Regions from separate parts of the Mus musculus genome. Here region 1 is linked to region 2. Evidence: chromatin contacts called from ENCODE Hi-C or POLR2A ChIA-PET data. All regions are on one chromosome and are shown on one strand. Each heading gives the region's core, a stretch centred on a gene start or an enhancer-like site at or near the end of the contact. The rest is flanking DNA. Distances are from core to core; before and after follow the strand shown. Region 1 has its middle 14 kb from the start of Gm33447. Region 2 holds the start of Lncenc1 (long non-coding RNA, embryonic stem cells expressed 1).

The links. Hi-C counts contacts between places; a loop is a spot of excess contacts on that map. ChIA-PET counts read pairs that join two places held with the same protein, here RNA polymerase II (POLR2A).
Region 1: a loop to region 2 is called in a map of left cerebral cortex, with 2.0 times the contacts of the local background. The contact joins the enhancer-like site here to the promoter of Lncenc1 in region 2. A Hi-C loop is called at or near these places in 2 of 37 maps with a recorded cell type or tissue (both left cerebral cortex). POLR2A ChIA-PET finds 5 or more read pairs at or near these places in 4 of 5 experiments (Patski and embryonic stem cell).

The regions. Positions count from the first base shown.
Region 1 is chr13:97,386,998-97,393,724 of GRCm38, reverse strand. No RefSeq gene overlaps it. Among named protein-coding and RNA genes, the nearest start is that of Gm33447, 14 kb to the right of the region's middle. Within about 2 kb of position 2,935, at least 2 of the 3 ENCODE cell types and tissues checked have a DNase peak (open chromatin) inside an H3K27ac peak, as active enhancers do; they include left cerebral cortex, where a contact is called at or near this core.
Region 2 is chr13:97,431,181-97,438,252 of GRCm38, reverse strand. Lncenc1 (long non-coding RNA, embryonic stem cells expressed 1) reads right to left here and starts at 3,283. Exons shown (of 2, transcript NR_110432.1): 1 at 3,161-3,283.

The DNA of each region.
Region 1 (6,727 bases), core at 1,686-4,185, 44 kb after region 2:
GACTTTTCTACTGCTTTGATAAGCAGCCTGTAAAAGAAGGTATTTAATTGGCTTATGATTTTAGAGGGTTTGAATCTGTGGTGGTACAGGGATGGTATGGGGGCGGGAACAGCTGAGATCTCACATCTCAAACTTATAACAGGAGGCAGAGAGCACACTGGGAACAGGGTAAGTCTTTTGAGACCTCAAAGCCCACCCCAAGCGACGCAGCACCTCCAACAAAGCTACTGCTTAATCTTTCCAAAGAGTTCCACCAACTAAGAACCGAGTGCTCAAACATATGAGCCCATGGGAGGCACTCACATTTAAACCGCAACAGACACTTTAAGCACAATCTGGTTTATTCTCAAGAATGAACAGCCGAGATGTGTGTGGATTGAACTAAGCTATCAGCAAGATAACCATGCTGTCCTGAGGGTGTGCCACAGTAAACATTCAGCTCACTAAATGGAAATGTTTATACACAAGAACTCCGCTACTGTACTCTTGCTTCCCTCCCTATGCCTGGAGGACCCAAGATCGTGTAGTCAAGGCTACCCTATCCAACATAGCTCTTGAGAACAAAGCACAACACGCTACAGTTTCCCTACACCTCCTGTACGCCCACACAAACCCATTCTGAAACAGTGTTGCACAAATGAGACTGTTTCTTCAAGACTTTAAGGGGGAGGATTAAAAGGAATAATTTACCTGGTCTATTGAGGTCTGACTAGGAGGACAAGATGTAGGTGCTAGAGAGGTAGTCCATTAAGAAAAAGAAATGAATGAACAGGTGTTAACTCCCTGAGTACAGAGTGGGCCTGAAGGCTTCCCCAGTACCAGGGACAGCAACACTCTCAACCTTATTCTATGCTAGGCTTCTTTTATGTATGTGTTTATATATGTGTGTGTGTGTGTGTGTGTGTGTGTGTGTGTGTGTGTGTGTGTGTGAGTGTGTTAATGTATGTGTGCATTTGTATGGATGTCTGAAAGTAAAAAGACAACTTGCTGGAGTCAGTTTTCTCTCTCCACCATGTGAGTTCTTGAGTTAGAACTCAGGTCACCAGCCTTGATGGCCAGAACCCTTGTCCACTGAGCACCTCAGTGACCCCTAGGGTAGGCTTCTCAAAAGGCAGTGAGCATGGGTTGGGGGGAGGGGGGTGTACACATTTAATCCCCAGCATTTGGAAGGCAGAGGCAGGTAGATCTCTGTGAGTTCAGCTTTTCCTGGCCTACCTTCTAATCAAGATGTAGAACTCTCAGCTCTGTCTCCAGCACCATGTCTGCCTGCCTGCTGCCATGCCTCCTTGTAGGATGATAAGTGACTAAACCTCTGAAGCTGCCTACATGATGAATTTCAAACCAGCAAGGATGATGTAGTAAGACAGGATCTTAAATAAATAAATAAATAAATAAATAAATAAATAAATAAATGAATTTAAAAGGCAGTGATTATTAGGAATAACAGTATTAATGGAAGAACCTATTGAAAATTCAAGTTGTCATATCTTGCCTCCAGAAATGAATCTGGGGGCTCTGAACTTTTACCTGGGCTGCTCTTATGGAGGAGTCTGGAAAACTTGAGATCTGTGGGTCACTGAGCTTTAGTAAATACATCAGAAGCAGGAGAACCGCTGAAGTGATGCTCCGGACCTTATGAAAAGAATTCCCACGTCAGGGTGTGATACCTGAGGAAGGTGGCCTGAAGATCCTCCATGGAAGGAGGGTACTAACATAGCTTAGGGGAGGGCTGCATGATAAACTGTAGAGTCTCCTGCTTCCCCCCACCCCAAGCTCTTGTCTCAGTAGTCAGCATACTGCATAGAAGGTGCACATCACTGTTGAAATGTTGATCTGTGATCTACTGACATTGACCAACAAAGTTGAACATAGAGGGTAAATGTCTAAGAACAATGCCCATGACAATATCAATGGTTGGCTAGGAAGAGCAATCACATGTGGCCTCAAAGTGAGGGGAGGCAGATATTTCCTCAGGTTTACAGGAACACAGTTTCTGCACTTGCATTTATTCCAATTGCTAACTATGTGCATAGTGTGCAAAGAATGAATACTTAACACAGCTCTCCTCTTTTCAAAAAAAATACACACACACACATACACACACACATATATATATATGTATATACATATATATATATATATATATACATATATATATATACCCACAGTGTTCTTTTAATTCTAATGACTACCTCAAAAAGAATACCTCTTTAAAAACAAAACCAGGACATGGAGCTATCTGGGTAGAGAAGATGACCTGGGAGGAAGAGGGTGAACATGATCAATATATTGTACAAGATACTTAAGTGATTAACAAAAAGTGGTTTTTAATTAATGACTAGCTCAGGGCCGTAGAGACGACTCATTAGTAAAGAGCACTGTGCTTTTCCAGAGGCCCGGGTTTGGATTCCCAGCAGCTATGTGGGGTCTCACACCTACTGCAGGTCCAGGTCCAGAGAAAATGCTGTTCCGGCTACTGCAGGCACTAGGCACACACATGGTGCACAGATACAGAAGTAGGCAAAATGCCCATACATATAACATAAAATCATAAAAATTTTTAAAGAACTTGATTTTGAAAATACATAAAGGTAGGAGTGCATATCTGAAAACCTTTTCTTGGTGTCCCAGAAAGGATGGCATATTTCTCAGAGTTAAGATCATCTATGGAAAACATCAAGTATCTAAGTATGTTACAATATTCTAACAATGCCTAAGTGAACACACACACACAGAGAGAGAGAGAGAGAGAGAGAGAGAGAGAGAGAGAGAGAGGTGACTTTCAATTCCAAAGAGACGCCTCCCTCCTCAGTCACATCCCGACAGCTCTCATTGACTAGATCTAGCGTCGAATTCACTTTGCAGTTAAGCCTGTGCAAGCGCTCTGCCCAGGACTATCTCTGGCAGCACAAACTCCTACAGCTGTCACTGAGTCACATGGAACGTCAGGCAGGAGTTTTGTTTTTTAATGATTTTATTTTGGTCTTGGGGGAGGAGGGCAGGCAAGAAAGACAGCACAAGATGAAGAAAAGCTGTCAGGAAAGTAGACACATTCCGAAAGCCAAACAAGCTGCTTCCTGGAACAGTGTCACTTTCTGCGTTGTTTATCACACGCTGAAGTAATCTGCACATTGCTAGGGAAGGTGGAACTTTCCATGCATTCCCGCCATCCTAAAAGCCAATGGCTGTCCCCTCCCACTGCTGCCTTGTTACTATGGAAACGATGATGCACAGCAGGACAAGGAATGACATCATAGGATTTAAATAGAGATAGTAACAAAGGGGCCTTCTGTAATATACACAGAAATTGCTTTCCTTTGGCAAAGTATTCTGAAATATATATATTTGCAATAGGTACAAATATTTACTTAGCTACATTATAATCGATCCTATAAGAATAGCACCTAGCAGTAAAGATGCTTTACCCAACTTTGTTCCAAATTATTTCTTTCTTTTTTTTTTTTTTTTAAAAAAACCCAAACATCTTTTTTTTTTAAAATTTATTTATTTATTTATTATATGTAAGTACACTGTAGCTGTCTTCCGACAGTCCAGAAGAGGAAGCCAGATCTCATTACGGGTGGTTGTGAGCCACCATGTGGTTGCTGGGATTTGAACTCCGGACCTTCGGAAGAGCAGTCGGGTGCTCTTACCCGCTGAGCCATCTCACCAGCCCCCAAATTATTTCTTTTTCTGTTTTCCATCTTGAAATTTATTGAATAAACAAAATGCAGCTGATACACCAGTGTGAAACTAATATAAAGATATCCATTATTCTGCATATTTACTAAAGGTGGATTTTAAAGTTAAGATAATAACTTAGAAAAAGAAATGCATAGACATTTATCGTAGAAGCTGTGGTCTACTTAAGTGAATAATGTAAGTGTCTTTAATATAAATGTTAAGATTATTTTTAAAGGGCATGAAATTGAGAGTCAGGTGCTACAAGGAGAGTTGTAAAAGCATTGTCAGGGTGGCAGGATTCCATGGATGGGAAAAAAAACAAATAAAAATTGTGAATTACATGTTAAACTGAATTAGAATTAGTTCTCTTCCTTTCAAATATTACATGATGGTTAGCTTGTCTAATATGAAAAGAGCCTAGCCTAACACTTGCCAACCTAACCTGGAAAAAAAAATCATTTCAGCTTCATCTCAGCCTAGGAAAGTTTCTAAGACTCAAACTATCAAATGCTATGGTTAGCCTGGATGGCATCTTACTGCAGACTGATGGGTGTGCCCAAGACAACTGTCTTGGCTCCCTAATCTGGAAGATAAGAAGATGCCACTCATAGCATCAGGTTTGTATGAAAACTTGACCTAATAAAAAGTCAGCCGCATGTCAGGCATTCCATAAACGCTGGCTTGCTGGCACTGAAGATTCAGCATTCCCTGGCCGTATGGAGGTGGGCGGCTACAGGGCTGAAGGGAAAGCTCCCAGCTTGGCCTTAAGTTTGCTGTGAATGAGCTGTGAAGTGGGCTATCCACACAGCAGATAAGCAAGCTGTGGCTGCTCTTGGAAAAGGACACCACCCCACCTCAGCAATCCAGGGTAAGGTGCGGGAATTGGGGTGTTCGTGGGAATTCTGGATGGGGACTGACACTGAGCACTGTCCATGTTGGCATTCCCCACAAGCCCAATTACTCTGAGCACAGAAATATCACATTCTAGTATCTGCCCTTTGGCCACGGCAATCTGGGAGCAGTTCAGACACCTTCTGCCGTCTGCCCGGGGCCAGACTGCTAACTATTTGGTGCCAGTGGTTACGCTCGATTCCATTTCTAGAAATGCAAGGCAGCTGGAAAACAATTTTTTTTCTCATAGTGGAAAAAGTCTGCACTGTTACATATCTTTTCAGCAAACTCAGGAAAACATTACGATACATATAGAAATTAACTCTAACGCAAGGTAAAGCATGCAATTTACCAAACCCCAAACGGGAAATCAAGGCCATGTTAGCACTATCATGATTTTGCCCATACTTCATGTTACCGTTTATGACTCCTGGCTTCAGGAAGCCGATCATTTGGTTGGTGCTGTTCTGCAAATTTAGCTGAAAGGAGTTTGAAACGATTTGAAGTGAGGACCAATGAAGCGGTTCAGCCAGTAAAAAGGGCTTGCTGCTCAAACCTGGCGACCTGAGTTCAATGCCCCGATCCCACAGTGGAATGTGAGAACTGAGTCCTGAAACTCATCCCCTGACCTCTACGTGCACAGTCTGCTAAGAACACCTGAACATAGGCACACAAGTACACAAGCAAGTGCACACACACACTAATATACACAAGAATAATAATAAAAATTTAGAAATATTCTGAAATCATAAAATTAAACATTACTGTAAGTTCTGTTCACTCAATATTTTAAATTATGCTGTTGGGGAGGGGAAGAGAAAATAGTTGGAGACCTGGTTCTTAGGCTTTTGTAAGTTCTACTTTTACATGGGTCCTAGGTACCCAGGGCCATAAACACCGGGAATTCATGACAAAGGTCAAGACAAGCCAGTCTTAGCCCCGTTGTTTTTCTTCCTGGCTCAGTTAAACAATATTTGGAGCAAAATCTCTGCTACAGTGTGTCCAGAAATAAGGCTGTACCCTATTCCACCATTATGGAATAGCTCCAGAAAGCAGGTCTGTGGATATTTTACATTAGAAGAAGACAAGCCAAGAGAGGATGTCAGATGCTGAAGACCAGAGAACCAGGCATTGCTAAATCCCAGATAAATCTTCTCAGTCCAACCCAGGCTGCTTTTCTTCACCTGCATCCCAGAGACTGTCTCTAAAAGCTGGAGGTCAAATCTTCTTCAAACTATAGCTGGCATCACTCTTGTTTGCCTTTGGTTTCTATCTAACCCATTACTTTCCTGTTCACTCACATGTACAGCAATAGTAACACCTCCGGGGCGGTTTGTTTGTTTTTCGATATGTAATCCTCCACCCCAACAAGTTAGGAGAGCTGTTAGGGTGGGACTAGGGCTCTGATGTCTCAAGTGCCACTGGTGTGACCTTAGTGTGCAGCCGGGTAGAGAACCACTCAATTAAGAACCATCAGAAGCCACTGACTCTAACACTGTACATCAATGTCATCTCCCTGGTCCCCAAACTCCAGTGCTCACCAAGACCACACAGAAGTCCTAGTTCAATATGTTCACTGAGAAGAGTCATATTCCAGCAAGACTTGACTGTGGGTGGAAGCATTTGTATCTGTATTTCATATAGGTGTTTTGCCTGTACATAGGCATGTGCGCTATATACATATACACATATAAAGCCACAGAGCCAGAAGAAGGCATCGGATCCCCTGGAACTGGGACTTACAGGTTGAGTTGTCAATGTAGTTGCTAGAAATTAAACCCTGGTCCTCTTACCCACTGAGCCACCTCTCCAACCCCTTCGTGTAATTTTGTACAAGATAGAAAACATTACTTATTTGTTTTTGAGATTTTTGAGCACGTTTAAATTGCACAAAGCAGGGATAGGGGCATAACTCTGAGGAAAAATGGTTGCCTGGCATGCAGGAGGCCCTTGCTTTTATCTTCGGCCCCACAAAAGTAAAAACTAGTTAAAACTGCAAAAACCAGAAGCTGGGGGGATGCTGGAGGCATCGAAACCATAGCAGCCTCAGCACCACATAAGCAGACAGAGCTGGAGGGGTGGGGAGGAGGAAGGGGGCCTGGCAGCCTCTTCTGCACTGCACTCACATGCATGCACCCACACTCCAAACCCA
Region 2 (7,072 bases), core at 2,034-4,533:
CCACAGAGGGCCACACAGAGAAACCCTGTCTTAGAAAACCAAAACCAAAACCAAAACAAACAAAACCCCCACTGTTGTCCAGTTCTTCAGCTTAAAGCTCCATTTCTCTGGGAATAGGTTTTGGTCTTCATAAAACTGTGTTCATTTTATAAGGAAGCAATGCTACCTTTTGTGCTGTTTGTTTCAATATCTCACTGATAAAAATGACTGTAAATTGCTCACATTTTGTTTTGTGGGGAACTGTATTATCCAGTTGTCTGTTGTTCTGGGCTTTAATAAGAGACCAATAGGACTCTGCCTTGTTAAGACATTGAATACAGAGCTGACCACCATTCACAGCTTTAGAAGGCTGGAACAGAGCAGAAAAACAAATAATTGTTGTAAAGATCTTCTGTTTGAGATCTAGCACTGTTTGTTTATTTTGTTTGTATTTGTTTTGTTGTTTGTTTGCTGTGGGTTTTTGTTTGTTTTGTTGTTGTTGCTGTTGCAGTTGTTTATTAGTTGGTGGGTTGGTTGGTTGGTTTGGTTTGGTTTGGTTGGCGTCTTTGTTTTGTGTTTTGAGGTAAGCTCTCCTTAGAGCACTCAAGCCAGCCTTGAACTTGCCTTAGCCAACAGAAGGCTGGCAGGCAAGCACATGCCACTGTACTAAGCAGCCCTGTTTCTTTTAAATAAAATGTGTGTCCCTATAATTCCAAGAGCTCCAAGAACACTTTTCTGCCTGTTCTATATCTGAAAATGCTGCATTTCAGAAGTAAGATCTCCCTGGCTCCGAGGTCCATGAAGAGAATGGAAGTCCAGATAACTCCAAGTTTTCCTGTTCATTCACACTTCCGATGTCTTAATAATTGCTTGCCATTAGTTTGTCTTTAGTTTTATAGACACATGCGCACTGATAATGCCTGTCATCAAAGGCACATATACATACACACACAGTAAGGCAGGCAATTAATCATGATCTCCCCCAAGACCTTATTTTACAGTCAGGAGCCAATTGTCAGCACACATGTTCCTAAATAAACTGACACACATACCAGCTAACAGATTAATTCACATGGAGAAGGCACCGTGGGAAGAAAACCAGTGTTCCCAGATTGCTCAAGCAGGTGCTCTCCCTATTAACATAAAGACCAGTGCTCCCAGCTCTAACCCCCTGGGAACCCTGCCTAAAATCACTATTTCTAATGCACTTGATGCCAGAATCGTTCTGCAAACCGAGAATTTGATTTATACAACCAGAATAGCACTGCTCAGGAAAAAACAGATAGGCTATTGAATCTGGGGGAGGGGGGAGTTCATTTTGGTCTCACACTTGACTCCTTATTTGTTTGATATTCACTATCTATCCCAGACATGCCTTAAACTAGAGATCAGCTCCCCTCCCAGCAGCCCCTCCCCCCACTGCCTCCCAAGTGCTGGGACTGCAGGTGTGTGCTCCCTGACTTTTCAATAGAAGGTAACCCTAAAGGAATACTTCATGTTTCCATATTTTTTTTTTGCAGATGTTGTTCTCAGTCGGGGCTCACAAGCTCTAACGTGATGAATCCCTTGGACACCGACATCTCCTGTGATGAATCTGCTCAGGAGAGAAGCTTGTGCCCTGCTCACTGCCTGGCATGCGCCTTTAGTGGAGAGAATTTTGTTAGCCTTCTTGTCTCTTTTAAGCTAGCTAGTCCTAACGTGGCCAGTCCTCCAAAGCTCAGGCGCTCCATACCTTATGGGCAGAAGAGATTGTTATTGCTTGCACTGAGCTTCACAAAGGAAATCTTTTAGTACATACTTCACCAGTCGGCCTTCCTCAGAACTGAAATGCAAAGACAGAATGGAGGAGTTGGACAGAAGGTTGCAAACATTTACATGACAAACTAGCCTCTCAGAATCCACCAGGGGAACCAGTCACCAGTATTCTAGTACTTTCCTGTCATCTACAAAAATCACTCACAGTCTTTACTAAATACGATTTATAAAAAATGGCCCCTGCAGCTGCCGCAGATATCTCCTAGGCCGGCAGAGATGGGAGGGCGGGACTCGGCTAGAGCTAGAATCCTTGCGGTCTCCGGGCTACGACCAGGCAACAGCTTTCCCAGGACGATCCTAGGAAGAAGGCAGGATGCTCCCCTGGGGAGTTCCGGGGGGCAGGGGAGCTCTGCCTGGACCTAGAGATGGCTGCATCCCAGCAGGGTGGTGACCTTTTGTTTCTACTGGTTTTCAAAGACACCAAGGTTTTGTTCTTAATTCACACGCGCGTGCGCGCGCACACGGGAGAGAGGGAAGGGGGCGGGGAAGAAGGAGTGAGAGAGAAGAGAGAATTAGGACCCAACTAATCCAGCAACAAGCTTGTCCTGGCACCTTGAGAGGTTAACCAATTTCACTCTCCTGTAACTGGAGCGAAGCCTTTCTTTTCTCCCTGAGGGGGACAGAACAGGGTCCCCTCTCTGCAGCCCCCACCCCACCCCCCAGAGACTCAGCTTTCCTGAACAATAACCCAACTGTCTGGACAGGATGGGAAACTGTCTCAGTGAGTTGGGAGCCCACCCTTGTACAAACCCAGACATGCACAAAAAGTTCCGCGTTTCACCGCAGGAAGTGAGGACGGTGGCTTCAGGCATCATTAATCATTTTGAAGCGATTATTCTTAAAAGGGAGTGAAAAAAAAATACAAAGATGCAGCTTGAGTTAGTCATGCCCAATAAAAATCAGCACTTCTCCAAATCGTATTTCCCTGAATCCATGTGGAACGTTTAAGAGCACTCTCCACTGACAAGAGTCCAGACCAGATAGGGAGTCTGTTTCCTCTGTAATTAGAACTCCCTCAAATACTTGGGACCTGACAGGGCTAGATAGGGAAGGGCGCGTGGGGTAGCGGCGAAGCTTTATTTCCTCTGCCTTCCAGCCCAGGAATGCACAACACATTTTAACAAGAAGATAAAGCAAGAACAATTTAGGGTTTTGCGTCCTCGGGGAATCTTTTTTACACCCCCCCCCCAATTGAAATTCCGTAAAACAAAGCTAAGAACAATCCTGCTTTGTCTCCTAATTGAGCTAGGGAACTGTGAAATCCCCTACCCCACCCCCATCACCTCACCAGGCCCCGAGCCCAGCAGGCAGGGGCCGGGAAAGCAGTAATTCCCAAGATTGCCTGCCCCATGGGGTGGGTGCTTACAGAGCAGGTCCATCCTGAGCGGTCATTCAAATCTGCTCACCCTTACAGGAAACACGCCCCGGTCCAGGCCTTTGAAGTAACAGTGTGTCACCAGCAGAAGGAAAGTGATCGCTAGAAAATGAAATCTACTCCATCCTTTCAAAGACATTGCATTTCCTGTGATTCCTGGGTCCAGAGGAAATGCACTCGATGAAATTGAATTAATTTTTTTTTTCCTCCTGAAGTCACCTGGTCTGCCAGAAGCCTCTCTCATCAGTTCCCTCTCACTGAGCCATTGGCCGAGTCCCCAATTTATTCATTTATTTCTTAATCGAGATATCTAGAGCAGAAATCACAGGATATATGTAGAAAACTGCCCCCCTCTTACCATGGCTCCCTCCTCACTCCTGCAGACACTTCACAGGTAAGTGAGCCTAGGGGCTGATGCCACAACCTTCCTCTCCATCCCCCGGGACCATGTTTGTCTATTTTGTTGGTCAGATTTGATTATTATTTGTCATTTTTCTCCTAGCTTAGCCCCCCCCCCCACACACAGAGTTTTTGTACAGTCCCAGGAAGACCCTTAAAAATGTGCTGAGTCACACTGACTTCTAGGAGTTTCAGGGAGGAGCAGGTATCTATCTGTAACCCTGTAGACTGATATTAAAGAGCCTAAGCCGGGTAACCCGAGTGTCCACAGGGGCATGCGGGGCAGCCTGGGGTATTCAGTCAGAGCCAAAACAGGGCAAAGACGTTTGGAAGATGGGATGTAAATGTTCATTTAGGCCGAAAGATGGTGTCCTGCAGTGCAATTAGGACCCAGCCTGGGAAGTCAATGCCCCAGCGGCTAGAGGAGAGAGCTGAAAAAGGAAACCCGCAGCAGAGATGGCAGATGGGTAAAGAGTTACATCATCCAGAGAGGGCAGTCAGGTAAGGAAGAATTTTAAGGATATCAGAAAGACTAGATTGGAAATGGATGTTAATATGAATAGTGTTCAATGGATAAAGATAAATACAAAACTAAGCATTACTCTGTGTTGGTTTTCAGACCGTGGACAAAGCGTTGAGGTGCATATTTAACATACCAAAGTGGATCTGGCCTTCAGGTTCTCCCAGCATCCTTCAGTCTCAACCTGGGTCTCTACCTACCCTCTACATATCCTCTACACATTCCGCTGGCATATCTCCCTCCCTTCTGTCTCCCTCCCCACGGTGACTTTCCTGGCCTCTATCCTTGGGATCGGTGAACTCACTAACCCAGGAAAGGTTTTCCAATAACCTGCCTTTAGATATACTCTAATCTGGCTTAATTTGGCTCGTTTCATGAAATAACTTTTGCTTGTTTGTTTGTTTGTTTGTTTGTTTGTTTTTCGAGACAGGGTTTCTCTGTGTAGCCCTGGTTGTCCTGGAACTCACTCTGTAGAGCAGGCTGGCCTCAAACTCAGAAATCCACCTGCCTATGCCTCCTAAGTGCTGGGGAAATAACTTATTGCTCTGTAATGAAGTATTTAGGAAAAAGGGATGCTAAAGGGTGATATTTTCAAAGTTTCATGTATCCCAGGCTGGCCTCATACCCACTGTGTTGGATCTTGGGACATCTTTGAAGTTCTGACCCTCTTTCTCCTGCTTCTTGGGTGCTGGGATTGCAGGCACATCCTAGTATACCATACATTTGTGATGGATCTAAGTGGAGGTCTTCATCTGTGCTGGCAAGGACTCTCCCAGTGGAGCCGCATCCCTGGCCCCCAGACACTGACTTTTCAGTACCATCCTCTATTCCAGGAAACCAGAGCCTCCTGAACAAACAACTGAATCCAAAACAGAAACTTAGAAAAAGTCAGATGAAGATACTATCTTGCTATGCCAAAAAGGATGCGCTCAAGAAGAAAGATAGAGATGTTAAAGGAACAAACATCAGCCTGACTGAACTCCCACTGGCCACTGAAGGACAATATGAGCATCAAAAAATCATACTATTAGTAGATGAAAATTCGTTGGATGAAATGGGCAACTATGAATTCATTCTGAAGCCAGAAACCGATTGGAAGCTTGATGCAGGGCAAGATCGGGGTAGGGGGATGGGAGTGGGAGAGCAAGAGCCTTCCCTGCTAAATGCTTAACAGATTCAGGAGAGAAAAGAATGGCTTTTAGCTAAGGAAGCCTAGCAGACAGGAAGCTAAAGGAGTGGTCACCAGGAATGTCATCAGCTTTGTGATCTGTGCCACCTGCTAAGACACTAAAGAGAACCCCAGTCACTTCTAGACGGTCTCTCTCCAGAAGGCTCAACCCAGATCTGATTACAAAAGCACAGAGGCACAACCTCAAGAGCAGGTGGATGGTAAGGCCATTGTCGGTCACAAAGCAAGGGGAGGTGCCTAAAGAGATGGCTCAGCAGGTAAGAGAGCTCGCTGCTCCTCCTGAGGTTCCCAGTTGCCATGCCGAGTGGTTCACCACTGCCTGGAACACCAACTCCAAGAGTAGCCCACCAAAGATCCCAGACACCATTTATAGACAACGGAAAGTCTGTTCCACCCGGCCGGTACTATACTCCACAACTCCGGTACTATACTCCAGTACTCCAGAATTCCAGCCAACTAGTACTATATTCCAGTACTCCGGAACTAAGTGTAGCCCTGAGCACTTAGACCAAGGGGCTTTTAAAAGCAAAAAACTGCATCCTGGCTTCTGGCTGGGCAGCTACAGGGGTGTTCCACAAAAGCAAGCAGTTTATCCCAAGCTTAGATACCTGGAGGGGATTCTGCTGAAGGAAGCAGTTTAACAGAAACTAAGTTAGCCAGGGCATCTTGACCTCAGGTTCCTAGAATAGAGTTCTGTCAATTTCCCATGGGAGTCTCCATCAAAGAGATTAAATTCTGCAAGAATACAAGATGCAGGATCCTCTGCAGTGCCTTGCCCTGTCACATGAGGAATTCCTTTTCTGGCCTGTAAGAGTAACTTTGTACAAAGCATGTATATAGACTCACATAACACACATAAATAATAAAATTAATTTATAAAAGGGACGAGGAGGAACCATTTACACTGTACTTCACCCTTGATGTGAGTTTACTATTGCTTCAAATTAGTTTGCTTGTTTGTTTGTTATTTTATTTTTTTTTGAGACACAGTCTCTGTGTAGCTCTGGCTGCCCTGGAACTTGCTCTATAGACCAAGTTGGCATCAAACTCAAAAATCTTCCTGCTTCTGCTTCCCAGGTACTGGGATTAAAGTCATGCATCACCACCACCTCTGTAAATTATTTTACATTTTTAAATAAAAAATATAAATGTATGAGCAACAGAATAGGCAAAGAGTGTGGGAATTCATTCTTACCTGTACCTAGTACATGCCTAGTTCACGTGAGCGCTTAGTAAATGTTTACTAAATTAAATGTTTGAAACATTCTTGGCAGCATGGAAAGTGTTAAACCTGGGGGTTAAAAGAAAAAGACCAGTTCCACAATTTTTGAACCAAATTTTATAGCAAGCTTTAATTAAATACTGGCTAGGATGATGAAATCTGGCCAAGTCCATTCTGGGGTTCCCAGGAAATGAGACTAATTACATTTTGCAGAGGCTTAAAAAGGCAAAACCTTAAGGCCACCATATTCCCCATCAGGTCCAAGCAGGGGTAAATGTATATTTTAATTCAATCAGGGGCAAGCATATATTCAACGTATTTCCTGCCTACTTACCTCCCTCCTACATCCAATCAGGGCCAAGTACATATCCTGATGCATTTCCTGCCCCTCCTGCGACATGTGATCAAGTACACCCAGTGCAACTGAGTCAAACACGTTTATTTAGAGGAGTGAAAAATGTGTGCTTTGTTATATCCCATAACCAATAACCCCAGCATTCCAGGAAGTATCTGTCCTTGGGCAAGTGGGGCTTACAGGTTAACTTTGGCCCTTACAAAGGAATCAGACTGTCA